Regions from separate parts of the Homo sapiens genome. Here region 2 is linked to region 1. Evidence: read pairs that join two places in POLR2A ChIA-PET (ENCODE). Cell type or tissue: A673. All regions are shown on one strand. Links, peaks and the distances in the headings refer to the core of each region. The heading gives the core; the rest is flanking DNA. Region 1 has its middle 16 kb from the start of SLC10A4. Region 2 overlaps SLAIN2 (SLAIN motif family member 2).

The links. Peaks named below come from ENCODE experiments on the same cell type or tissue, not always from the same donor. Only the 100,000 strongest peaks of a DNase experiment are listed, where the experiment ranks them.
Region 2: POLR2A ChIA-PET joins it to region 1 with 12 read pairs; 5 of 35 experiments call an interaction of 5 or more read pairs at or near these places.

Annotation. Positions count from the first base shown.
Region 1 is chr4:48,461,958-48,472,619 of GRCh38, forward strand. No RefSeq gene overlaps it. Among named protein-coding and RNA genes, the nearest start is that of SLC10A4, 16 kb to the right of the region's middle. In A673, for the core only: no CTCF peak of the experiment used is centred there; a DNase peak (open chromatin) is centred at 5,694; H3K27ac peaks cover 472 bases.
Region 2 is chr4:48,347,329-48,357,990 of GRCh38, forward strand. The region is part of intron 1 of SLAIN2 (SLAIN motif family member 2); the gene reads left to right. Among named protein-coding and RNA genes, the nearest start is that of SLAIN2, 11 kb to the left of the region's middle. In A673, for the core only: no CTCF peak of the experiment used is centred there; no DNase peak of the experiment used is centred there.

The DNA.
Region 1 (10,662 bases), core at 4,679-7,178:
GCCTGGCCAACATGGTGAAACCCTGTCTCTACAAAAAATTCAAAAATTAGCTGGGCCTGGTGGCAGGTACCTGTAGTCCCAGCTACTCAGGAGGCTAAGGCATGAGATTCACTTGAACCTGGGAGGTGGAGGTTGCAGTGAGGAAGATCTGGCTGGAGACACAGATCCAAACCATATCCCCAGCATATAATCATTTAAGTTATATAACAATTTTTAATCCTGCTGTTAAAAAAGTCTTCATTTTCCAATAAATCATGATCATCATCAGGCATTTATTAAATTACGAAGTTAATGTTTCATAATTTTAAAGAGAGACTTTAAGGAAAACAATAAGAGACATTTTAGTCTCAAATTTAAAAAGACTTTAAAAATAACTATTTAAGCCCTTTGAAATAGCTAAGTATCAATTAGCAAATCAGGCATCCATTCAGTTATATAATCACTTCCACCCTTGGAAGAATGGATATAGAGAGATGCACGTCGGACTTTATTTTCTTGGCGAACTTCCAATCTGAAGATAACAGTGGTTAATAAATTACATGTGACAGGGTTATATTAATTCACTTAAAACTGAAGTCGAATTTCTTGGCAGAATTTCTCCTAATGGTGCAGGCTCTAAAATAGGACACATCTAGTGAAATTTATGCTATAATTGACCCCAGGTGGCTTTGTAATGCTGCTAAATGCAGCCATAAAGATAGAACCCAGTAGCTGAGACAAAGGACAGTACAAACCGAAGTCATGGATCTGATTTTCTGGAACCACTTGAATCATCAAATTCTAACTCACCAATCAGACAAGAGGGGGAAAAACATCTTTTCAGCATCTGTTTTTAATGACTGATAAATTTCTCACTAAGTATCCCCTCTCCTCCATGGAGGTAGCCTTTATTTTGGATGGTGGAAATTCCCAGGAACAAGCTTGGCCGTAAGCCTCCCCTCTTGCTGAGGCTCGCCCGACACTCAGCTCTAGGATGGTGTAGTTGGAGGAAGGATTTCCAGGGCATGAGGGGACTGGCAGAGCATTCCTCTGGTGATATTTTCCTGCTAGAAGACCCCTTGGCTTTCAATACTCCCAACTTCACAGAATGCAGCCTCTCAATACATTTTTCAGCTGAAGTTTATAGAGAAAAAATGTTTACTTATGACCCCAAATCCAATATCTTAAAAATGATGCATAGGTAAAGTCTCAAATTATTTCTGAAAATAACTAGGGGACATCTGAATGGTGTGAGGATGGTTTGAAAGGCATCAAGGGTGGTCTGGCTGGGCCATTTTATTAGGGGGTCTTCAGTGTCATTATCTTTTGATCACAGCTTGTAGGTTCTGAAAACCAAGTGGAAGGAAAGAAGCTATGGAAAGCACAGTATCCTGCTTGCACACGTTCACCTATTCTTCTGCTTACCGTATTTGTGCCCTCAACTCTTCCTGATATCCCCCAGTGCAGAGACTCTTTTACCTTCTCCAGAGAAGAAACCTCCCATCGAGAGGAGCATCTTAGTCAGTTCTGGCTGCTGCTACCAAGTAGTATAGACTGGGTGGCTTATGAACAATTGAAATGTATATCTCACAGTTCTGGGTGCCAGTATAAATTGGCTGTGGTGAGGGCTTTCTTCTGGGTTGCAGAATATTGTCTTTTCACTGCATCCGCACATGGCAGAAAGAGTGAGAGAGCTCTCTGGGATCCCTTTTAAGGGCACTAATCCTATTCATGAGGGCTCCACCCTCATGACCTAATCATCCCCTCAAAAGCCCTACCTTGTAATACTATCATATTGGTGTTAAGATTTTAACATATGAATTTTGGGGGAACATAAACATTCAGTCCATAACAGGGAAGTTGTACAGACACATAAACTGGAGTGTAGAACTGGACATTTAACAACCTCTACTTCTTCTTTTACTCCTCTCCCCCTACTCCCACACTTGAACCTCTTCTCCTCCTTTGAAAACAGGTTTTATTGAGATATAACTTACATACTGAGAAATCCACAAACCTTAAGGGTGGACCTAACAAAGTGCATCGTTAACAAACCTCCTGATGTTGGCCTATCCTTTGCCCCATCTTCCTCAAGTACATGGTGCTGTACATTCTTGAGCCATTGGGAATTTTGGGATGTAAATGGAGTTACTGGTGTAGTCAAACCCCAGTCTGGGTGACAGTTGGGCTGGCTGTCATTACTAATTCTCTCAGGAGACATTTCTGTTTTCTCTTTTTCTTCCCTAGCACCTAGGCTGAGATGAACAAGATACATTTTTATGTGCTTTGCCTTCGCTAAGGCACAGATACTTTTTCCTCTCCTACCTTTGTGAGGAGGCTGTGGCCCTTCAAGGCTCTGGCTTTATGTGGGCAGTCCCACTTCCTACTCCCCACCTGTGTATGCCCTGGGTTCTGTCTCTTGTGCCCTGTCTTTGCTTACCCCCATCGCAGCCTCTCTCCAGGGTTCTGGGTTCCTAGTATTGGCAGATGCTACATTCCTGGTTTTCAAAGACTATTTATTGTATTTAATTCAGCAGTTTTGGTGTTTTGTAGCTGGAGAATTTTTCAGAATATCTAGTCTGAGGTATTGCCAGGAACAATTAATCTTGTTAAATCCTATTCATCTTAAAAGGCTCAACTCAAAGGTCACCTCTTATGTAAAAGCTCTCTGTCCTTCTCCTGGAGGAGTTAGCCTTTCTTCCTCTAATGAAAGAAAGCTTCCACAGGCCCTGGTGACATCCCCACTCCAGGGCCGTCACTCACTTAAAAAGTTGCCTTAACTGTGTCCTTAGGGATCTGTCTCCACCACCAGTTAGGAGCTGCTCAAGGCAGGCACTTTAGGATGCATCTCTTATCTTCTACATTTAGTCCAGTGCCTACCACTGGGGTGTGGTGGGTGGGGGGAGGGAGAGGGGAAGAGACAATTCTAAATACTCACGGAATTAAAAGAAAGTAATTGATAATGCACTAATGCCATGGTTCAAGTTCTGCCGAGGCTCGCTCCCAGTCATGTGTGTTATGAGATACTCAATATACACACATTCAATACAAACACGTATTGGATGCCTTCATTCTGTCCCTGAAACTTGCCAAGCTTCTTCCCATTTCAAGGTCTTTGCAATTGTTTTCTTTCTGCTTGGAATGCCCTTCCCCTGGAAGTTCACATGGCTACCACCTTCCTCTTAGGTAGGTCCCAACTCAAATGCTGCCTTCAGAGACAGGGCTCTCCTAACCACCCCCACCCATGCCCAGCCAGGTTATCCAAATATTCTCTTCCTCATAGCATATGATTATAGAATCACTTAAAGTTAGCTTATTTTTAAAAACGTAATGCAATCTACATACTAGTATTCTCAGAATCTAGGATGATGCCACATGATAAATATTCAGTAAATAATTTGTGGACTGACTGCCTAATATGAATAGGTGCAAAGGATTTTTAAAAAATGAATATGGGGCCCTGGTAGGTTCACAAAGTTCAACTGCTGAAGACAGATCTTCTTTCAGACCACTTTTGAGATTTTTCTATGGCTGTGGTAGACAACTCGTAACATCTGCCTTTTTCTAGGCCAAAGTTTTCTAAGTTATCCTCTGGAACTCTGGGGATCTCACTCATCATGGAACCATGAGTTGGAGTGGGTTCAGCCTGTTTTCTAGGTAAAGTCCTGCCTTCGTCTGTAGGTAGTGCCGGCTTTGGTTCTCCTCAACAGTGTTACAGAGTGGGGTGGAATTCCTTCCAGATGGGACTTTGGCTCTGTTTGCCTTAAAGCATGTCCACCCCCCGCCCCCCACCAACTGCTTCTGCCTGTCCTTCCATCCTGTACTAGGTAGAAGGGAGGCATGAGATGTAGATAAGGGAGAACACACTTAGTTGGGATTTAGAAAAATGAGGTGGTACAAGGTGCCAGGGAGTTAGAAGAGAGGGTAGGGCTAAGAAGTGGGATAAAGGGAGAAAAAAAAAAGTGCAAAGGCCTCAGAAATAACTTGGGCCTATTTGGATAAGTAGGGTCAATTTTGCCTACAGTTAGCTTGAAAAAAAAAAATGCAGTTTCTCTTGACTTATCTTGGCAGGAAAGCTTGTGTGAAAATGGGGTAAGGGGGCCAAGCAGGGTCACTGACACTTGTAATCCCAACACTTTGGGAGACCGAGATGGGCAGATCCCTTAGCCCAGGAGTTCAAGACCAGCCTAGGCAACATGGTGAAACCCTGTCTCTACAAAAATTAGCTGGGTATGGTGGCACGCAGCTGTAGTCCCAGCTAATCTGGAGGCTGAGGTGGGAGGATTGATTTGAGCTCCGGAGGCGGAGGTTGCAGTGAGCTAAGATTGCATCACTGCACTCCAGTCTGGGCGACAGAATGAGACCCCATCTCAAAAATAAATAAATAAATAAACAAACAAATAAAAAAATAAATAAAAAATAAAAGAAAGTTGGGCAAGGAAGGGGGTGCAAGATGACAATTTTTTTTTTGTCCTGGGACATGAGCTTCTTAGCTGACAAGGAATATGGTGAAGCAGAGCATAGATTTCTCCTTCAGTTCTAACACTGCAGTCATTCTAAATCTCTGTAGCCCAGTGGAAATGTGCACCCTTCCTGTCTGCACCCCAGCCTTCCAACCATACTCCCACTTAGCTCTACATGCTAAGTGTGTCTCTTTGGAAATGGTTCTGACCACATCCAGCCATGTGTGCACATGGCTTCCAGCAGGGCCCCTTCCTTCAGCTCTAGAGTACCAAGAGTTTGTTAAAAATGCTAGTCCTCCTTCAGAGATTCTGATTCAGTAGACTCAATGATGGGTCCAGGTATCTGCATTTTAAACTAGCACCACAGGGATTCTGATACAGGCAATTTGTAAATGACTCTTTTATAAAATTGGTAGTTAGATTTACTAAATATTTCTATAAGCTAAGTGTGGTGCTAATCCCTTTAGATGCATTATCTTAATCCACACAAGAGCTCATCCAGTTATAGCTGAGGACACAGGCTGAGACGTCAGCTAGAACTTGTAAACGATGAATCCTGGCCTTAAAAACAAAGGCCTCTGATTACAAAGCCCACATTCTTTCATGGGCTAGGGATAGCTTTTAAATCTTTAAATTATTTTAGGAGTTTCTAATATCTTGCTACTCAAAGTGTGGTCCATGGACCTGTAACATCGAAGTCTTCTGGGAACGTGTTAGAAAAGTAGACTCTCAGCCCTCCAGGCCCTGTGAATCAGAATCTACTTTTTGACGGGATACCTGTGTGATGTCTATACACATGAAAGTTTGAGAAGCACTGTGATAATATATTTTATTTATTCATTTGTACCCTCATCTCATGCCAAAATAAATTACTGATGTCATTTCCTATTACATATTATGGAAATACCTTATACTGTAGCTTGCATATGATTCCTATTGGTTTATGAGCTATAATTCATCCATTCAACTAGATTTAGTGGAACTGATTTTATTATTTGTCACCCAGACTCTTAAAATTATCTCCTATTTGGTTTATCTGCCTTCAGTCTCTCCTGTCTTTTAATCTATTGCTAGAAAAGATTGAAAAAAAAAACAGTGGAACACATTATTGCAACAAAATCTTGGTGAAAAACCTACAATAATTAAAGTGCAGCTGCTCCGGTTGAAGTGTGTGTGCAGTGGAGGGTGGGGTCAGAGCTCTGTCTTTTTAGCTCCCCCCAGAATCCCCAAGACACTTCCCGTGAACTCCCAGGGGGTCTGTGGAGCACAGATGACCATGCTTACTCTCCCAGTTCCCCACCACAGCACTGTGACTCTTTCAAAATCAATTAAGTGATGCATTGCATATAATTTGGTAATAATGAAAGTACAAATGTTTGTGATGAATTTAGTTTAAAATAACTTGGAGGGAGTGGATTGAAGTCATGCTCTCTCTTGCATTCCAATATGCTTTCTTTAGGATGAAAGCCCTAATATTAGATACACACAGGAAAATGGGAGGATGTCACCATGGATGTCGTGGTGGGAAAAAGTCAAGAGTCATGGATCTAGGCTGGCTTCCAGGTTGCTGCCAGAGAGAGCTTCTTTAAAGCTGTAACTCTTTTTGCCTATAAACTCATCCTCCACAGCCTACAGAATTAATACGACCAATCTGCTTACCCCTGCTTATCTCTCTCATCTCCCACTCCTCCCAACCTCTCCAGGACTCCAGGACTCCAGCCCCCTCATGCCAAAACACAGCAGACCTTCCATGAGTCTGTGTCTTCCCAGGTGCTGTTCCTCTGCCTGGAAACATCTTTTTTTTTTTTTTTTTTTTTTACAGAGTTTTGCTCTGTTGCCCAGGCTGGAATGCAGTGGCGCGATCTCAGCTCACTGCAACGTGCACCTCCCAGGTTCAAGTGATTCTCCTGCCTCAGCCTCCCGAGTAGCTGGGATTACAGGAGCACGTCACCATGTCCAGCTAATTTTTGTATTTTTAGTGGAGACAGGGTTTCACCATATTGGCTAGGCTGATGTCAAGTTCCTATACTCAAGTGATCCACCTGCCTCAGCCTCCCAAAGTGCTGTGATTATAGGCATGAGCCACTGTGCCAGCTTGCCTGGAAATGTCTCTTTTTAAAAAAAAAAAAATTTTACTTTAAGTTCTGGGATACATGTGCAGAATGTGCAGGTTTGTTACATAGGTATACATGGTGGTTTGCCACATCTATCAACCCATCATCTAGGTTTTAAGCCCTGCATGCATTAGGAATTTGTCCTAATGCTCTCCATCTCCTTGGCCCCCACCCCCGACAGGCCCCAGTGTGTGATGTTCCCCTCCCTGTGTCCATGTGTTCTCATTGTTCAACTCCCATTTATGAGTGAGAACATGCGGTGTTTGATTTTCTGTTCCTGTGTTAGTTTGCTGAGAATGATGATTTCCAGCTTCATCCATGTCCCTGCAAAGGACATGAACTCATCCTTTTTTACAGTTGCTTAGTATTCCATGGTATATGTGTGCCACATTTTCTTTATCCAGTCTATCATTGATGGGCATTTGGACTGGTTCCAAGTCTTTGCTATTGTAAATAGTGCTGCAATAAACATACGTGTGTATGTGTCTTCATAATAGAACGATTTATAATTCTTTGGGCATATACCCAGTAATGTGATGCTGGGTCAAACAGTAACTCTGGTTCTAGATCCTTGAGGAATTGCCACACTGTCTTCCACAATGGTTGAACTAATTTACACTCCCACCAACAGTGTAAAAGCGTTCCTATTTTTCCACAGCCTCTCCAGCATCTGTTGTTTCTTGACTTTTTAATAATTGCCATTCTAACTGGCATGAGATGGTATCTCATTGTGTTTTTTATTTTCATTTTTGTAATGACCAGTGAAGATGAGCTTTTTACATATATTTGTTGGCTGCATAAATGTCTTCGTTTGAGAAGTGTCTGTTCATATCCTTTGCCCGCTTTCTGATGGGGTTGTTTTTTTTTCTTGTAAATTTGTTTAACTCTCTTGTAGATTCTGGATATTAGCCCTTTGTCAGATGGATAGATTGCAAAAATTTTTTCCCATTCTGTAGGTTGCCTGTTCACTCTGATGATGGTTTCTTTTCCTGTGCAGAAGCTCTTTAGTTTAATTAGATCCCATTTGTCAATTTTGGCTTTTGTAGCAGTTGCTTTTGGTGTTTTAGTTATGAAGTCTTTACCCATGCTTATGTCCTGAATGATATTCCCCTCACCTCCCCTATTGCTTTGCATGGTGCCTATCCCAAAGTAGATGCACTGTGAAGAGGGTTAAGTGAATGAATGGATGAATAAGTGAATGGAGTAGAGGAGAGGGGGGAGAGAGAAGGAGATGGGCAAAGAGAGAGAGAAGCTCAGGTATGCAAAGAATTAGAAAAAGAGAACCAGAGAGACATGAGGAATCCTGACCTTCAGTGCCTGGCCCTAATCCGTCCTGGAGCCTGGCTGTTCTACTTGCCTTTGGGATCTTTGATACTGGTTGTTGCCCTCACATTGGGCTCTGTTGCATCCTTTTATGTTTGTCTGTGAGTTGCTCAAGGGCAGAGATCTAACCTCACTCATCTTTGTATCCTCAGGGCCTGGAACACAGTAGGACAACAAGCTATTTCTCCCTTTCCACATGGAGAAAACTAAAGAAACTACATCATGTTTTAGGGTGTTTAGAGCCCTCTTTCTACCCTTTGCTGAAGGTGACATATGAAAACACTCCTTTGAATGAAAATAAAATACAGTGTGTTCTTCAGGGTTCTAATTTATCAGAAAGATTTTTCAAGTTCTAGTTTTTCTATAGTATCAAGAATTATTTATGTTGATTCCCTAAAGAAGCACCAGTACTTTATCATCCCAGTCATTTTCCATTTGCGTGAGATACACATCAGGAATTTCCTTCTTCATGTCAAACTCAGCACTGCACAGAGCCAGGCTTTTAAAACATAATTCATTAGCTTGGAAATAGGAAGTGACAAGAAGTAATTGATCTATTTCAATTTGCTCTCACAAGAGCTAGCTCTTATTTCTTTGCCCCATGGCCTCTTTTTATTTAGTGTATGTATTTTCCCCCAAATTTTTATCTTTTTTTTATTCAAAGGGGAGCAAATTTTAGACTGTTAAGGCTATTTTAAATCACAATTACAGACCTCTCAGTCTAAAATATCTACTTGCCTATTGCAATTAAATCTAGAAATCAGGCAATACCAATGTCTCCTGTTTTGCTGCTGCTCTCATCTCAGCATTCTAGCCAACCTTCTTTATTCTCTGCTTTCCCCTGCCCCCACGGAGATTTTAATTTTGTTAAAACGTTTTTACTGCAGCTGTGACTCAGGCAGCTCAGTTAGCTGCAGAAACACAATGTCATTTAATATTCCAACCCACAGCCCAGACAGTTTCACATTGGGTCATTTGGAGCAGAGCTGTTGAGAATGCTTTATATGACAATGATTGGCAACACCCTGCTGTTGAAAAAAAGGCAGCATGAAAAACAGCTAGTGTGCTCCTAGCAATATCTCTGTTCTCAATACCAGACCATGAACAGGAGCCAACTGAACAGAACCAAATGTGATCATCAGGTGACGATGTAATACTAAAGCCACACTCTTGATTTCCTCTGTGTTGGTTGGATAAGATGCTTTCATTCATTAATCCATTCGTTCATTTAATTATATTCAAAGTGGACCTATTTCAGGATAGGCACAATGCAAAGGCAATGCTAAGACATAAAACAATAGGGGCACAGCTCCTGCTACTAACATACCTGTAGTCTGTTGGAAAAGGTAGATTTCAAAAAAATATTTACAGGTTGTCTGGAAAACCAAGGAAGATAGCACTGAACACTAACAGAGAAACCAAAGGGGAGTTGAAGGGGCTCACAGAGGAAGTGAGATGTGAAGTATATTTCGAGGGATAAACTGGATATTTCCAGATGAAGAAAAGGAGTGGATATATCCCCCAGCAAAGAGATACATATGCAACAGCAAGAGACTGGTGTTGGCAGCTAAGGTAGAAAGGAGACAGGGTGGGATGGAGATCATGAATTCTACCTTATGATGTGTTCGCAGTATCTGGTTGATTTAGCAGTCAGATGAGATTTGGGGCTAGCAATAGAGATTTGGAAGTTAATGAGATCATTTTTGAGGTTGGACACGGTGGCTCACACCTGTAATCCTAGCACTTTGGGAGGCCAAGGTGGGCAGATTGCTTGAGCCCGGGACCAGCCTGGGCAACATGGCAAAACCCCATCTCTACAAAAAATATGAAAATTAGATGCATGCCTATGGTTACAGCTACTTAGGAGGCTGAAATGGGAGGATCACTTGAGCCCAGGAGGTTGAGGCTGCAGTGAGCTGAGATTGCACCATTGCACTTCAGCTGGGGTGACAAAGCGAGGCCCTGTCTCAAAAAAAGGAAAAAATCACCTAAGAATGTGCAGGGTGAGAAGAAAAATGAGCCCATGACTGAGTCTTTGGAACATTTAAGGATCTGACTAAAGAAAAGGGACACACAAGGAGTTGTGAAAAAGTGTAGAACGAGTACAAAGAAAAGTGTGTGGCAGATACACAAGGCCCTGCTTTTACCGAAACTGTCTTTCTCATTGTAGCATACTTTGTACCTGATAATCATTTGGATATCTATTAAATGAGTAACTTTAGATATGATCCCACTTAATTTTATCTTAGGAATGAGAAAAGTAAAGCCCAAAATTATGTAATTTGTGTAACTAAGGTATTTTCTTTATCTTTTTAAAAATTTTCACTACGATATAGCTAGGTATAAATTCCTTCCTTCCTTCCTTCCTTCTTCTCTTTCTCTCTCTCTCTCTTTTTTTTTTTCTTCAGTCTTGCTCTGTCATCCAGGCTGGAGTGCAGTGGCCTGATCTTGGCTCACTGCAACCTCCACCTCCGGGGTTTAAGCAATTCTTCTGCCTCAGCCTCCTGAGTAGCTGGAATTACAGGCACTCGCCATCACGCCCAGTTAATTTTTGTGTTTTTAGTAGAGACAGGGTTTGACCATGTTGGCCCAGGCTAGTCTCAAACTCCTGACCTCAAGTAATCCACCCATCTTGGCCTCCCAAAGTGCTGGGATTACAGATGTGAGCCACCACACCTGGCCTGAATTTATTTCTACTTACCCTTCTCAGGACTCATTATGCTTCCTGAATCTGGATACATGTCTTTCTTTGAGTCAAGAAAATTCTCAACAATTATATTTTA
Region 2 (10,662 bases), core at 4,710-7,209, 110 kb before region 1:
CCCCCACCCCTGGCTCAAGTGATTGTCTTACCTCAGCCTCTTGAGTAGCCAGGACCACAGGCGCGTGACACCATGCCTGGCTAATTTATTTTTTATGTTTTGTAGAGATAGGGTCTCACTATGTTGCCCAGGCTGGTCTCGAACTCCTGGGCTCAAGTGATCCACCTGCTTCACCCTCCCAAAGTGTTGGGATTATAGGCGTGAGCCATCGTGCTCAGCTCCTTTACACATGTTAAATCATTTAATGTGTACAATTTGGAGTTGTAATTATTATTATTTTTATTGTAAAATATAACAAAATTTACCATGTTAATAATTTTTAAGTTTACAGTTCAGTGGCATTAAGTACATTCACAATGTTGTGCAATCATCGCCACCATCCATCTCTAGACCTTTCATCTTCCTCAATTGAAACTGTGTACCCATTAAACAGTTTCCCTGTTTCCATGGACGCCAGCCCCTGGCAACTACCATTCTGCTTCTCTGTCTATGAATTTGACCACTCTAGGTAGCTTGTGTAAGTAGAATCATACAATACTTGTCTTTTTGTGTCTGGCTTATTTCATTTAGCATTATGTTTTCACAGTACATCCATGTGGTAGAATGTGTCATTTTATCCCCATTTTACAGCAAAAGAAACTAAACCCAAAGTCGCATAGCTAATAAAGTGAAATTGAGATTGACACCAAACCTAAAAGTCAAGTCTGATGAAGTACGATTGATCTTGATTTATTTAGCCTATAGATATTTAGCTTGGGGAAGAGAACTTTTTGAGTATTTGAAGGACTCTAATAAGGATTATTACTTATATAACTAACTGTTCATCGCTAGACTAATAGGTGTAAATTAGAGGCAGGCAAATTTTGTTTTAGTAGAAGGAAGAATTTTTTAATAGAGCTGTTTTTGGATGATATGCACTACCCTAAAAAAATTGTTGGAAATAACCTTCAAAAGACTGCTGAATGCTCCTGTGGCAGGCGATGTTACAAAGAAGTAAAAAAGTTGAATTGGGTGAATTCTGAGTGTTCTTTTAATTCTGTTGCACTCTATGTGGGAGCATAAGAAACCTTCAAGACAGGCTGGGCATGGTGGCTCATGCCTGTAATCCTAACACTTTGAGAGGCCAAGGCAGACAGATCACTTGAGGTCAGGAGTTCAGAACTAGCCTGGTCAACATGGTGAAACCCTGTCTCTGCTAAAAATACAAAAATATTAGCTGGGCATGGTGGTGGGCGCCTGTAATCCCAGCTACTTGGGAGGCTGAGGGAGGAGAATTGCTTGAATCCGGGAGGCAGAGGTTGCAGTGAGCTGAGATCACGCCATTATACTCCAGCCTGGGCGACAGAGCAAGACTCTGTCTCAAAAAAAAAAAAAAAAAGAAGATACCTTTAAGACAGAGTGCTAAGCTTAAGTGTGAGGAGATATTTAGCAGCGGAAGCATCATGAATGTTTTCCCTTTAAGTCTGTGGCACATTTCTCTGAATATCCTCAGTAATGGCCAGTTGTTTTCCTCTTGAGGGTAGGTTTGAATTTTGAAAACCATTAGAAGTCATTATCTTGCCTGGTGAATAAAAATGAGTTAGCAGGGTATTTAAAAGTCCTCAGCAGTCCAGCGCTAATTTACTTTTTTCCTAGATTTACTTGCTTTTGCCAGAACCTTCAAGAACATTTATGCCCTTTGGCTTTTGATGTTCATCTGTTTTTTTCTCTTCCTCCTCTTACCAAAATTTTACTTATTCTTCAGGCACAATGCAGATTTTCTTTCCTTTGTGAAATTCTCCTGAATTTTTAACTTGGTTTACTTCCTCTTCATTGTTAACCTATCACTGTTTATATACCCTTTTTTAGAGTATATTTAACGCAACCACCTTGTGCTTTGGTCTGTGTAGTCTAGAATGTGAGCAGTTTAAGCAGAAGGATAGTAGCATATTCATCTTTATGTTTCTGAACAGGACCACAGTGTAGTAAGAGTTCAGTGACATTAATTTAAATGAAATCAATCTATCAGTGATGTTAGGTTAAAATGAGGCAAAACTGTAAAACAGTGAGACCAGATTTCTTACATGACGCTTATGCCAGTTACAGATGAGATACTTCACAGATTCTGAATAATGGCAGTATTGAATGTATACTTTCCCATGATGAATTAAAGAAGAAAATACTGTCTAGATGTAGTGTGTGATTTTTAAAATAAGTTTAAAAATTAGCCAAAATACTGGCATCGCTCTGTTTAGTAGGATTACAGAAGCACTTTGTTTTAAACTTCTTTGTACTTTTTGTGATTTCCAAGTTTTCTGATAAGACATGAATTGCTTTTAGAATTTAAAAAATCCTATTGATAAAATTTAAGTCAGTTTTATTACTCTGTGATCATGTGGGGATCATAATATAACATGATACATTAGAAGCCTTTTTACTTGTAGTTTTCCTTGTTACTTAGTAGTAGTAAGATTATATATCACAGATGGATACATTTTGGCTTCAACAAATATGGTTTCATTTATTGAGTAACTGCCATAGGTGGAGCACTGTGCTGTAATGATAGCACATTTTTGATAGAATTGGAACCCAAGATATGTATTTGATCTTATGATCTATTATTCTTGTTTGTTTTAAATTTAACAATTTAATTGGGCAAAAAAAACATTTATTGAACTGGGTAGCACCCAGGACCGAAAGTGATTTAGAATGCTTCTTAGAATGTTCTTAACTTTACACTTAAAAAATTAAATTCCACAAGTGTAACTATTAAAACATTTATCAGATCTACCTAAATAAATCATGTAGTCTGTTTTCATGAAAAACACAACTTTGGTTTTTAGGAATATCAGATAAGGAACACCAAAGTTGTATAGCTCACATCCTGTGAGCCTTCTGGATCACTGATGTTGCTACTGCTCCTCAGTCCCCATCTTTGGGGCCTCCGTGTATTCAAATTCCTATGCCAGATTGCCCAGGGAACCTGGTGCTGATACCCTGGTAGCCCAAAAAGGCTACTTGCCTTCTACTTCCACTTACGCAGACCCCTGCCTCCTTACCCTTCTGCTAGGAACATATCTATAACTATATAAATTCATGTAATTTTGACATTATTTTTTAAAATGGCAATTTGGGCAGTAAATAGCAGAATTAAGTAGTGTCTTAATATAAATGGTTTGCATTACCTGAATACACTATTCCTTGTAGTAATTATCTGTACTACCCAGAGCACATTGCATGTGACTCCTGTTGGGCTAATTTTCAGTAGCAAAAATGAATTTGTAAAATAATGTAGGTTTTAAGGCTTTGGTAATAATAAGTTCTTATTTCACCTCTTTCATTTACTCAAAATTACGTCTTCTGAGATCTTTTGGGATCGAAGTTATGGAGGAAATGAACAACTTTAGGACAAACTAGCTTATTTAAGAGGAAGGCTTTAAACTAGGTCTTTAGGAGTGGCTCAGAAATTGCAGAACAGTTTACTTTGATCTGGGAAAGGTCTCACATTCTGGAATAAAATAGAAATTAGAGACTTTAGAGAAAAAAATATTGATTCTATCTCCTTGAAATATGAAGAATAATAGATGCAATATAATGTAGTACCACGGTATCAGATATGAAATTCTTGAAAGTATTTGGAAAGATAAGACAAAGGAAGTTGTATTTAGTTAAAAATCAGGTTTATAATTCATGAGGATGAATCAAATCATCTCCCACTTCTGCAGTGTACTAGACTGAAACTCCTCCCCCACACATCCCTCTCCTACTCCATTCAGGAGCTTCTGCTCCTCTCTCTGTGAGACAGTAAGAAAGTACCCAATTATGTGTGGCTCTTGAGGCTTATTTTGTTTGAAAAGTGTGAATGAGAACCAGGAGTGGGCCAAGCTAGTCTGTAAGTGACCCTTGACTCCAATAAGCTTGAGGAATGGGATTTAATAGGTACTCTCAAGTTAGGTTTTTAGTATGCATTTAATACCTAATCGGTACTATATTCTATAGTGATAATCAGACTAAATTGTGTGTTTTTGCTAATACCTATTTAGTAGATACAGAAAGAGTACTTTAGTAATTTTAGGCTTTGAATGCTTATATCTTTTGAGTGGGCCTGCTCATTTCTCCTCTGAGTGGGAGATAATGAATCTTGTGTTGACCTGTCACAGTGAAACTCTTATTTGCCATTGGTTATACTTAGGACTGATGGTGGAGTGGATTAAGAAGCAAAACCCAAAAAACTGATGAATCCTAGAAACCTGAATCTAGAGGTTTGGAACTTGATGAGCAGGCACGGTAAGTCTTGATGGTAGTGCAGCCTGCGAGTGAAAGAGGCTAACAACCTTTATGTGAGGTGTAATAATCTAGTTATATCTTAATTCATCTTCACATTTCTGTCTAACGCCATGTCTGGCCAGTGGTAACTGCTGTATAAATATTTGTTTAAATTACTGAGTGGAGCATAAGCTTTCAAGGTGTTTAGAGTTTGGTTAGGAGACAGAATGAACATAGAATTCTGTTCTCTCTGAAACCAGTAATATTTTCTAGAAGAAAGGTGTATATGGGCTTAAAAGTGAGAGCCGGGACTTTGGATTTGGGCACACATGGAAAGGTATTTTTTGCTGTCTGTGAGAATCAACAAGTTTAGGGAAAAGAGCGAGTGATACATTTGAGTAGGGTAGAGAAAAGGCCTGTGAAGATCTTAACTAAAGGGATGTTTGTTAGGGAACAAGTGAGAAAGCTGAATCATTGGGTTGGAGATCATACTGTGAATGGCCTGTGAAATCTAGGAGGAGAGTTTTTGAATATTGGAATGCTTTTAACAAAATGGCATTTTGGAGAGGTTAGTGTGGCAATAGTATGTAGGCGAGAACACAAGTCATAGCTACCTTTATTGGCTAGAAAACAGCCTCTGAGGTTTGTGTCCACCTCTTCTGCCCTGAAGTATTCAAACCAAAGTATTGAATTCAAACCAAACTATTGAGTCCACAGTGATACTCTTTCCATTTCATACCAACTACTTATAATATGTTGCATGAAAACCATCACATCACATCAAGCTAAATGATTAAAGATTAGGCCATTTACCTATGAAGGAAATAATAGATATCATTTTGGTTTCAAGATTGTTTAGTTCCTCTTAAAAAACATTCACATTGTTTAAAAATGTCATTTTGATCTTATTAATGTTATTGTAAGGATAATCCCAAACAGGATTCTGCAACCTTGACATTTGGGTCAGATAACTCTTTGTTGTGGGTGCTATCCTGTGTGTTGTAGGATGTCCAGCAGCATCCCTGGCCAATCAAAAATGTCTCCAGATGTTGCCAGGTGTCCCTTTGGGGCAAAATTACCACAGGTTAAGAACCATTGCCTTAAAGGATACTTATGGTATGGTGTCAACATGACCAGAAATAACTAGTACTGTATTGCAGTAATAAGTTTCGTATTCTAGTTACTTTGCTCCATTTACATTTTCTAAGTCAAAAATAGTGCTTGATATGGTTTGGCTGTGTGTCCCCACCCAAATCTCATCTTGAATTGTACTCCCATAAGCCCCACGTGTTGTGGGAGGGACCTGGTGGGAGATAATTGACTCATGGGGCGTTTTCCCCTATACTGTTCTCTAGATGGTGAGTTAACTCTCGCAAGATCTGATAGTTTTATCAGAGGTTTCCGCTTTTGTGTCTTCCTCATTCTCCCTTTGCCTGCTGCAATCCATGTAAGATGTGACTTGCTCCTGCTTGCCTTCCACCATGATTGTGAGGTTTCCCCAGCCTTGTGGAACTGTAAGTCCAATTAAACCTCTTTTGTAAATTGCCCAGTCTCAGGGATGTCTTTATCAGCAGTGTGAAAACCAACTAATACTGTGTGGTTCTGAAAATTAAGAATAAGTTAAGGGATTGGGCACTACTTGAGAGTCAATGGAGCACTAACCAGATGAGATGTCAGAACAGTAGATTTAAATTAGAACTGCCTTGGGGAAACTGGAATGAATGGTCACCCAAGAAGTAATCATCAGACATTTATTGAGTACCTGCCATAGGTGGAGCACTATCTATCATGGTAAGAAATAGTCATAAGAACTTTGATGGTTGGAAAGCTTCATGAAAGCTTCAAAAAAGACTTCATGGTCAGTCTTGAAAGGCAAAGTAAGGCTAGGTTAGATTAAAAAAAAGGAAACTTTTTTTTTCCTTTATAGTGAAAATAACTATGAACAAAGAATCCGTGGGTTAAACTCTCCACGATGCATGAAACAAACATTTATTTGGTCAGTTTGGCTGAAAACAGAAGGTTTTTTTTACTGGAGTAAAGATCAAAGGACATAGTTTTGAATCTGGTAACACAGGATTTTGAAAACTAAGCTGTGGAGTATATCTGATGGGAAAGTTTTTAGGCTGTGAAACAGTGGTATGTATATATGTGTTTCAGAGTATAAGTGGTAGAGTGTAGATAGATTGGAAATATGAAAGTCTGCTAGGTATGGAGAAAACAGTTAAGATTATTGTAACAGTCCGTACTTGATGAGATGGGGCCTAGACTAGAGCAAGGTCAGTGGAAATGAAAAGGAAGGGATGGATTTAATAAGGATTAGTGAATCAATAGGATATGTTAATTGAATATGTAGAGAGAAAACAGTCGACATTGGCTCAAAAATTTTCATTTATTGATTGGAAAAGATGATGCTATTTTGAGGGTTTTTGGGGGGATGTCCGTAAGAAGCAGTTTAGAGCTCTGTGACTGACACCAAGGAGAAAGATTAGAACTATCAGAAAATTATGTATGTCCAAAAACCAATAGTTGGTTATGGCAAAACAGCAACAAAAACTTTCAAATTAAAAAAAAAAGTTATCTGATAAACATAGAATAAAATAGTAGGAACAAGTATTTAGTTGTATCTTAAGAGTTGATAGAATAACAAAAAGATCCTGGGCTATATAAAGTGAAGGAATAGAAGAGCTCATTTTTACACTCTGTGCATTTTCAGACCCTCAAATCATCACTTCTAGCTTGGGTGATTAAACTGTTGTAAGTGATATAGAAAAAACTGATGGGAAAGGGAAAAAGTTAAGGGATTAGAGTGGTTAAACTTAGCCTCTTAGAGAAATTGGGCTATAATTTGATTACTGTCACTTGAGAGAGAGATCCTCGTTAATTGTTACGGATATTTTTTTTTTTCCCCCCTCAGGCTGAGTCTCGCTGTGTTGCCCAGGCTGGAGTGCAGTGGAGCAATCTCAGCTCACTGCAACTTTTGCAGCCCGGGTTCAAGCGATTCTCCTGCCTCAGCCTCCCGAGTAGCTGGGATTACAGACACCCACCACCACATTCAGCTAATTTTTATATTTTTAGTAGCGATGGGTTTTCACCATGTTGTCCCGGCTGGTCTCATCCGGACCTCAGATGATCCGCCTACCTCGGCCTCCCAGAGTGCTGGGATTACAGGCATGAACCAGTGTGCCCAGCCTGTTATGGGTATTTTGAAAGGAACAAATAATGAAATGATTATGAATTAAAATAGGAAAAATTTGATTCAGTTGATCTACAGCTGGTAACCGAATGGTTAGGACCAAGAAAAAAATGTAAAATTTTCTTTTCTTTTCTTTTTTTCTTTTTTTTTGAGAAGGAGTCTTGCTCTTGTCACCCAGGCTGGAGTGCTGTGGCACCATATCAGCTCACTGCAACCTCCGCCTCCCGATTTCAAGCGATTCTCCTGCAGGGATTACAGGCGACTGCCACCATACCTGGCTGATTTTTGTGTTTTTAGTAGAGGTGGGGTTTCGCCATGTTGGCCAGGCTGGTCTCTAATTCCTGACCTCGTGATCCGCCTGCCTCAGCCTCCTGAAGTGCTGGGATTACAGGCGTGAGCCACTACACCCAGCCAAAAATTTTCATTGTTATATTTCAGGAAAAAAATGCCACGCTCTCTTATGATTCTTCATACTTACTTCCTTGCATTCCTTTTCTACTGTGTGCCAGGAAGTTTTCTTTGGGGGTGAGGAGGCATAAGGGATGATGTGAAATATTCTTATTCCTGTTCTTGAGAAGCTTAGAATCCCATGTGAAGACTGTTATAAAATTATATAGAAATTGGGTATATACGCAGAATCACAAACTCTAACAATGGAGAATTAGATTAGGTTTTCTTTTAGGACAATGTCAATTCTAGTAATACTATTCCTTCTTCCCCCCAAGTGTATTTTGTGCTTTCTGATCATCTCAGAATACAGTATAGTTCAGGAATCCTCACATACCTGTTCTTATTTTTATATATAATTCAAAAGAAAAAAGGAAGAGAATGTCTAGCCTGGTATTCTTAAATATTAACTTTAGTTGTATAAACAGAATACAGTATACCCGTCTCTCTTACCTCCTACTCTGGCATGTAACATAAAAATATGTTAAACTTTCTTTAGCACTTCAATGTTAAGGTTAAACACGTATTTAATATACACATTTTATATGTTTATAAATATATAAATGTAGATTATATCTAATTACATATATTTATATTTTTCTCATTCTTACCTGGTTTATATTTTCACAAAGTTGGTAAAATATTTTAATTTTATTATAACTCAAAATAATTTTAGAATCTATAGGAATACTACAGATAGAAAATTCTGAGATGACAATTTTTTAATCTTTACTGTGTTAATAAACCTTTGTTATCAGTGTTTTGTGGGTTCGAACTTTATGTTTCTGTATCTTTTCCAAGATAATTTATTTGTAGATGCTTTATCAACAGTATGAAAAAGTGTTAATTTTTTAAACCTAAATCATTAAGTTGACAAACTATTAAAAGTCATTATAGCAGTATGCATTATCATCTTGGATTTGAAGAATATATCATTTGCTGAAAATATGACGTTTTAGCCAGGAACTAACATGTTCTATGGGTAAGATCCTGTTTTAGCCACTAAAAAGCAAAGTACTCTAAAATAAACTGCATGGATTATGCATGTTTGTAATGTTTATATGTATATATTATATATGCACATATCCATACATATACCCATGTGTGTTTTCTATGGACTAAAAACTTCTTGTGTTAGTAATTGCTATCTATATATGCAGTTGTAGCTGAAAAGATCTGTACTAGTAGCTGAAAAGATCTGTACTAGTAGCTGAAAAGATCTGTACTAGTAGCTGAAAAGATATGTACTAGTAGCTGAAAAGATCTGTACTAGTAGCTGAAAAGATACGTGCTAGTATACATAAAGACTGTATTGCAGCTATTGCCACAATTTGCAAGTCTGGAATAGTTTGAGACTCCCTGTCTTCCTGATGTCTTCTCTCAAAAAGAAGCAACTCAGTTTCTGATTGATGCAGTCTAGGTTGGTCTCACTGTAACTAGTGTTTCCCAGCATTCCCAGGTGCATAGTTATGGTTCAGCACTAGAAGTTTGTTTTTTAAAGACTTAATTCTGAACCTCAAGTTTAGTGACACTTCAAGGAATATCAAAATTGTTTTGATTCTCTTAAAATTAAAAAAACCATGCCATACTGGAATGGGAATAAAGTGAGTCATGAAATGAAAATGGAATCATAATAGCTATTTCTAAAAATTTGAAATATTTTAAAAGGTTATCTTCAGTTTACTCTGCTTGCTTTGCACTGTTTTTTGGGTTCACTGTGTTGTGTTGTGTTCTGTCACACATACTGTTTATATACACATATATTCTACCCTGCAACTAATGTCACTTCAGTGCTTGAAAATAGCTCTGTTCTAAAACTTTATTAATGAGTTTGCCTTGCTAATAATTATTAGTATTATTGATAATATTTTTAATATTCCTCTAAAAACCAGAAGAACATATTATATATATATTTATATAAGTATAGTATTATATATCTTTTAGTTAGCTGATGGGCCAAATATAATAATAAAATAGCACTATGAACAATCTAGAAGTTCAAAAAGACGCCGTATATTTGAACTGAATATGTTTTTCTTCAACTTAATTGTGATTTTTGGTTGTAGTAGTAGGTGGGATTGATTGAAACCTTATATTTTATAGTTGGTAAGGCTTAAGAGAGCAGGGAACATTGTGGCTGTTAAAATGATTATATTTAAGTCTTTTTTTTTTTCCTCCTGTTTCAAGAGACAGGGTTTCTCTCTGTTGCCCAGGCTGGAGCGCAGTGGCACAGTCATAGCTCACTGCAGCCTTGAACTCCTGGGCTCAAGCAGTCCTCCCACCTCAGCCTCCCAAGTAGCTGGGACTATAGGCACCTGCCACCGTGCTCAGGTGACTTTTATTTTTTTCCCCCAAGATGGAGTTTTGCGCTTGTTGCCCAGGCTGGAGTGCAATGGCATGATTTCGACTCACCGCAGCCTCCACTTCCACTTCCCGGGTTCAGGTGATTCTCCTGCCTCAGCCACCTGAGTAGCTGGGACTACAGGCATGCACCACCACGCCCGGCTAATTTTGCATTTTTGGTAGAGACAAGGTTTCTCCATGTTGGTCAGGCTGGTCTTGTACTCCCAACCTCAGGTGTTCCGCCCGACTTGGCCTTCCAAAGTGCTGGGATTACAGGCATGAGCCACCGCACCCGGCCCCACTGATGTTTTTAAAAAACTTTTGTAGAGACAGTGTCTCACTATGTTGCCCAAGTTGGTCTTGAACTCCTGGCCTCAAGTGACCCTCCCACCTCAGCCTTCCACAGTATTGGAATTACAGGTGTGAGCCACCAC